2 separate regions of the Mus musculus genome follow, and region 1 is linked to region 2. The links are chromatin contacts, found by Hi-C or POLR2A ChIA-PET in ENCODE. All regions are on one chromosome and are shown on one strand. The core of a region is the stretch at or near the end of the contact, and the rest is flanking DNA. Distances in the headings are between cores, read along the strand shown.

Evidence for each region. A loop is a pair of places that touch in the nucleus more often than their neighbours do. ChIA-PET counts read pairs that join two places held with the same protein, here RNA polymerase II (POLR2A).
Region 1: a map of gastrocnemius shows a loop between it and region 2 (7-fold over the local background). The contact joins the promoter of Rasl2-9 here to the promoter of Epn1 in region 2. A Hi-C loop is called at or near these places in 10 of 37 maps with a recorded cell type or tissue (CH12F3, adrenal gland, gastrocnemius and 2 more). POLR2A ChIA-PET finds 5 or more read pairs at or near these places in 1 of 5 experiments (embryonic stem cell).

What each region holds. Positions count from the first base shown.
Region 1 is chr7:5,124,029-5,127,353 of GRCm38, reverse strand. It overlaps Rasl2-9 (RAS-like, family 2, locus 9), which reads left to right and starts at 1,404. Exons shown (of 1, transcript NM_009028.2): 1 at 1,404-2,412. The coding sequence starts at 1,425. The coding sequence ends at 2,075.
Region 2 is chr7:5,078,507-5,081,791 of GRCm38, reverse strand. It overlaps Epn1 (epsin 1), which reads right to left and starts at 1,557. Exons shown (of 12, transcript NM_010147.4): 1 at 1,315-1,557. U2af2 (U2 small nuclear ribonucleoprotein auxiliary factor (U2AF) 2) reads right to left here. Exons shown (of 12, transcript NM_133671.3): 12 at 1,847-2,610. The coding sequence ends at 2,476.

The DNA of each region.
Region 1 (3,325 bases), core at 155-2,654, 46 kb before region 2:
TATTGAAGTATCGATTTGCCCTGGCAAATGTACACACCTCATGCTAGCCTCATGAAACTGGAATAAGCCTTTGAAAAGAAATTTGTCCTTGAAGCGTGTATCTGATATCAGCACTGGATCATAGAACTTGCTGATTTTTGACCTTGTATTCAAGTTAACTGCTCCCTTGGTATATGTTTAACACCCTGTGCATATCTTGATTCAGTCCTTAGTTCATGTGGCTCGGTCACTTGGGGCTGGGGAGAACACGCAGTGGAAGAGAAAGGCCCAGCCTGGTGGATCTCTGTGAGCACCACGGAGTGATCTGTGCAGGGTATTAACCAACAGCAGACTTCCAGGATTTCCCGAGGCTGGCAAGGGCTCCTGAACCAGTTACCACTCCTTCTTGCCAGTCTAACAGGGTGGGAAAGTCCGAGCCTTAGGACCCAGTTTCCGTTCTGGTTTCTTCCCTCCTGACCACCATCGGTTGTTAGTTGCCTTGAGTTGGGAACGTTTGCATCGACACCTGTAAATGTATTCATTCTTTAATTTATGTAAGGTTTTGTTGTACTCAATTCTTTAAGAAATGACAAATTTTGGTTTTCTACTGTTCAGTGAGAACATTAGGCCCCAGCAACACGTCATTGTGTAAAGAAATTAAAGTGCTTCAGTAACTGAAAAAAAAAAAAAATTTCCTACTACCTATGATATCAAGCTTGGCTTTCTACAAGAGTTCAATCTCTGACTCTCATTTAATTCTTCCATTCCTTCACACACATATATATATATATATATATATATATATATATATATATATATATACTTTTTTTTTTTTTTTTTTTTTTTGGTTTTTCGAAACAGGGTTCTCTGTATAGCCCTGGCTGTCCTGGAACTCACTTTGTAGACCAGGCTGGCTTCGAACTCAGAAATCCGCCTGCCTCTGCCTCCTGAGTGCTAGAATTAAAAGTGTGCGCCACCACACCCGGCTCTATATTTCTTTTATATTTGACATAAGATCGCCTTTTTTTTTTCCTTTGTCTCTAAAAACAAATTGTGCAGCCCGTTGCTTAGGCAAAAGGAGTTTTGTCAGAAAAGTTCAGATCTAACAGATCTGTTCAGGATGGCAGGCAGTTCACTGAGCCAAGCTGCCTTCCTCTGTGTCCCTGTCATGAATCCTTGATTCGGTACAATTCAGTAGGCTTCATCCAAGAAATGCAGAGATGGTTCAGTAAGTGAAAATCAGTCCTGGAAGGTAGCTGGAAGGACCCGGCAGAGCGCAACACGAGGGTTGGTTGTCCTTCGGGTGGGCACCGCAGCGGCGGGCGGTGCCCAGCTTCCCTTCCCCCACAGTCTGGTACAGAGTCTGCCTTCCCGCGCGCTCTTCCCGGCCGCTGCCTTTAGAGGGCGCACGTGCAGCAGCCGCTCTCTCCGGCAGGATCGCCGCGATGGCCGCCCAGGGAGAGCCGCAGGTCCAGTTCAAGGTCGTCCTGGTGGGCGACGGCGGCACCGGAAAGACGACATTCATGAAGCGCCACTTGACCGGAGAGTTTGAGAAGGAGTATGTAGCCACCCTGGGCGTGGAGGTGCACACATTAGTCTTCCATACCAACAGAGGACCTATCAAGTTCAATGTGTGGGACACAGCCGGTCAGGAGAAGTTCGGGGGGCTGCGCGATGGCTACTACATCCAAGCCCAGTGTGCCATTATAATGTTTGACGTAACATCAAGAGTTACTTACAAGAATGTGCCTAGCTGGCATAAAGATCTAGTGCGTGTGTGTGAAAACATCCCCATTGTATTGTGTGGCAACAAAGTGGATGTTAAAGACATGAAAGTGAAGGCAAAACCTATTCTCTTCCACCGAAAGAAGAATCTTCAGTACTATGACATTTCTGCCAGAAGTAACTACAACTTTGAAAAGCCTTTCTTCTGGCTTGCCAGAAAGCTCATTGGAGATCCTAACTTGGAGTTCGTTGCCATGCCTGCTCTTGCCCCACCTGAGGTAGTCATGGACCCAGCTTTGGCAGCACAGTACGAGCATGATTTAGAGGTTGCTCAGACGACTGCTCTCCCAGATGAGGAAGATGACCTGTGAGAAAGTGAAGCTGGAGCCCTGCGTCAGAAGTCTATTTTAGGCAACTGTCCTGTGATGCCAGCCAGCGGTGCAGTGTGTGTGCCACCTTATTTAGCTAAAGGAGATCGTGCAATTCATTGGGATGCTGAAGGAGATGAATGGGCTTCGGAGTGAATGTGGCAGTTAAAATACACCTTCATTTTTTTGGACTTGCGTATTTAGCCCCCTGGAACAGAGTTGTTCTGGATTTCAAAGATAAGACTGCTACCGTAGCATCACAATAGTCAGTGGTGAAATCTTGTTTGTAACTGTCATTCCCACTCTTTCATTTAGAATCAGAATAAAGTTGTATTTCATATTTGAAATATCTTCTAAATATCTTCTAAAAAAGAGAAAAATAAAATCAGCAAATGTAATCTATCACATAAACAAATTAAAAGGGGAAAAAAAACATGATCATATCTTTAGATGCACAAAGGGCCTTTGACAAAATCCAACACCTCTTTATCATAAAACTCCTTGAGAGCCTAGGGATACAAAAGACATACCAAACATAGCAAAGGCAATATAAAGCAATCTGATAAGCCGGGAGTGGTGGTGCCTTTAATTAAATGCCTTTAATCCCAGCATTTGAAAGGCAAAGGCAGGCGAATTTCTTTTTTTTTTAAGATTTATTTATTTATTATATGTAAGTACACTGTAGCTGTCCTCAGATACTCCAGAAGAGGGCATCAGATGATTGTGACCACCTTGTGGTTGCTGGGATTTGAACTCGGGACCTTTGGAAGAGCAGTCGCGCTCTTAACCACTGAGCCATCTCGCCAGCCCCCAGAGAATTTCTGAGCTCAAGGCCTGCCTGGTCTACAAAAGTGAGTTCCAGGACAGCCAGGGCTATACAGAGAAACCCTGTCTTGAAAACCCAAAAAAAAAGCAATCTGATAGCAAACATCAAATTAAAGGGAGATAAATTCAAAGCAGTTCTACCAAAATAAGGAGGAAGACAAGCTGTCCACTCTTTACATATCTATTGACTATTATACTTGAAGTTTTACCTAGAGCAATAAGACAACTGAAGGAAATCAAGGGGATACAAGTTATTTTTCAAAAAATAGTCAAAGTATTGATGTTTGTAGATTATATAATAGTATACATAAGTGACCTTAAAAAAATCCACAAAGGGGGTTGGGGATTTAGCTCAGTGGTAGAGCGCTTGCCTAGCAAGCGCAAGGCCCTGGGTTCGGTCCTCAGCTCTGGAAAAAAAAAAAATCCAC
Region 2 (3,285 bases), core at 308-2,807:
GGGGGGAGAGAGAGAAGAGAAGAGAAGAGAAGAGAAGAGAAGAGAAGAGAAGAGAAGAGAAGAGACACACCAAAACTCGGGCAAAAAGAAAGCAATACAGCGAGGCAGGAGGACAGGGAGGACAGAAAGACAGGGACCCTGAAACAAAACACACACATGACACCCAGGGCTGGGGGGGGGTGGGAAGAGATATAACTTAAAAGAACACAAAATTTGCACTCAAATCCCGGCCACATAAGCAACCAGCAAAACAACCCTGTGACTCAGTTCACCTAACTGTGTAACAAAGGGAGGGGTGCTGCCCGGCAAGCTTGCTGATTAAATAAGACGGGTACATAAAGAACTTGGTTCTGTGCCCCACAGATAGTAGGCGCTCGGTACTCCTGGCTGCTATTATTATCAGAAAAAACATTTCCAAAAGGGTGGCATCTAAAGACGCACTATCCTAACACCAACTACCTACTTCAAGCATGTTCAAAAAAAACATACTAAATCTCACAAATGCTGCTGAAAATGGGGCCATTTTCCACAGTTAATTTAGAATTTCTTATTAAACAGTACAAACAATATAGTGAGTCCCCAAGGGGGACTCAAAAACCTGGTATCAAATACTAAGCGAGACAAAATCTCTAGTAACTAGAGCTACTAATAATCACATGCTTAACTCCAGGCCAGACACTGTAAGGCACTTTACCAGGACCACTCCAATGCGCAGAGACCCTGTGGTGCAGGAATTATGAATGCTTCCGTTTAGAAGACTAGGAAAACTGAAGACCAAGGCAAGCAGCGGGGGCTTTGGAATCCACAGCCAGAGCTCTTGTCAGAACACCAGAGACTCAGAAACCTGGGAAGCACATCCTAAGCAAAAGCAGTGGGTTCCTAGAAAGGAATTTTGGGCCTGGGGACGACAGCAATGACCCGGAGAGAAATAATGCACCAAGAGGGAGACCAGTCTGGGGAAATGAAGACACAGAAACCCAGAAAATACAAGCATTGCATGCATCCTGACAGGAACACGGAGCAATCCAAGACACAAACAGCACTCGGATCTCCAAGCCCTTTTGTACAAACACAGAAACACAGAAGCAGAGCAACACAGACAGCAGGGCCACGCGAGACGGGGACACTGACAATCCCAAAAAAAGACACACACCGGCAGGCAAACCCGACCCGGGCACAGCGGTACAAAAGCAGCCACAAGCCATCAGCGGCTGGAACACCGGCTCCGAGGCTGGCTGGACCCGCGCGCGCCACGGCCCAGGCCGGAACACCGGACTTGCCGCGACGGAGGCCAGCATTGCGCCCCTCGCTCACCTCGGCCCGCTTATACCGGGCTTCCAGGGGTCATGACGGTCAGCCCCCTGCCCCCGCTCGGCCTCGGTGTCGCGGGGCGCGCGCCGAGCTGCGGGAAGCAGAAGTGCGCACGTGCGCACGCACAGACGCACGGAGGGCCGCACAGCGACGGCCCCGCCGCCCCGGCGCCCGGGAGGGGCGCAGAGAGCCGGGCGGGGGAGGGGAGCCGCCGAGCGGACGGGAAGCAACCGAAGGTGGCAGCGGACCGGAAGCGGAAATGAACTCACGTGCCCCGCCCTCTGCACTTCGCCCGGCAGCCTCCACTTCCGCGACCAAACCCACCCCGGCACCATTTCCGGCGCACGGGACTGCGCGTCCTTATGCCCTTGCGTCACTTCCGCATCTACGCAGCAGTGGAGACGCGTAAAGGTCCAAGCCTTGAAGCCTCCACTGTGGCTACCCTCGCGGGACCCTCAGGCCTGCCTCCTTCCCTGGGTGCCACCCTCCACACCCTCGGCCGAAAGAGACGGGCGGACACACTGGACACAGATGAGGATCCATAAAGTAAAATACAACAAAATGTTTAATGAGCAAATTCGTATTAGCAAATATGAAACTGCCACAGAGAGGGGGAGCGGGACAGAGACCACGGGTTGAGTCAGGAAGACTAAGGAGAAGAACCAACTACTTAAGAAACCAGGGTGGAGAACAGGAAGGACCAGAAGCCAAAGGACGGGAGCTGTGGTCCTGCAAAGGGAGAGGGCAGGGCACTGAGGGCCAGACAACAAAATTCAAAATAGTTTGGCCATAAAATATAAACACGCTATGTTCCTACCATGGGGGAAGAGAGGAGGAAAGGGGTGTAAGGGATAAGAGGCTGTTTGGGAAGGGGCTGTGGAGGTCCTACCCGCCCTGCTGTGCACACAGTCCCCATCCCAGCCCGTTCCCTCTGTGTCTGTGTGGGTGCATGTGTCTGTGTGGGCCTGTGTGCACTTGCCCAGTCCCCTTCCTGCCCTAGCCCCCCACCCCCCACCCCCCTTAATTGCTGCCATTCCAGTTGCTGCCGGCTGTCATTCGGCTGTCACTCCTCTGCCCATCTTCTTCAAGAGGGGGGAAAGGAGGAGGGGACAGGTGGGGGGAAAGTCCCCAGCCAGCCCTGCCCCCACCCTCCCCCAGCCACCTCTACCAGAAGTCCCGACGGTGGTAAGAATCAGGGTCACAGTATTTTGTGACCACCACTCTGTTGGCGAACTTGCGACCGGTTAGACCCTGCATGGCTTTCTGGCAGTCAAACACAGAGGTGAACTCCACGAAGATCTGTAGGAACAAGAGGCATATCTGTGAACAAGGTTGGCTCCTAGCATCTACTCAGCATTCATTTAAAGTACAGAATCAGCACAGGAAATGAGAGAACACCTCACCACACTGCACAGAGGACTTCAGTTCAGTATGAGGGTGTTTACCCAAACGTTCTCCAGTACCCAAGAACAAGGCACAGAAGCGAGACATCACAGAAATGAAGAAAACCAGGCAGGCCTGAGTCACTTAAGTACACGGGGCAGTGGCCAGAGGCAAGACCCCAGAGGAGAGAAGGGGTCACTTCTGCATCATGCACCCTACAGTGTTCCCCAAGCCACAACTGTCATGTTCTCCCCACAGACAAGGTAAGGAAAGCTCAGAAATTAGGACTCAAGCCCAACCTGAATTAAAACAGGTTCATCTATCCATGTTGACAAGCCTGCTTGAACCACTCAATCACCTTAAAGGAAATGATTACAATGAAGGTCCCCTAACATGGGAACTGCATGACTACCGCACTACTTTAACAAACCAGTTGACTTCAGAAGAGAGTGGAGAGAATATGAGATAAAAGTGATAGAAACTTTATGGGGCCAGCAAAATGGCCCTACAATTCCGGCATCCTGCATTCAACCCGACTCCTTCCCAAAACACTGTCCTATGCTTGCACAAAAACAAAAACAAGTGAGTTAA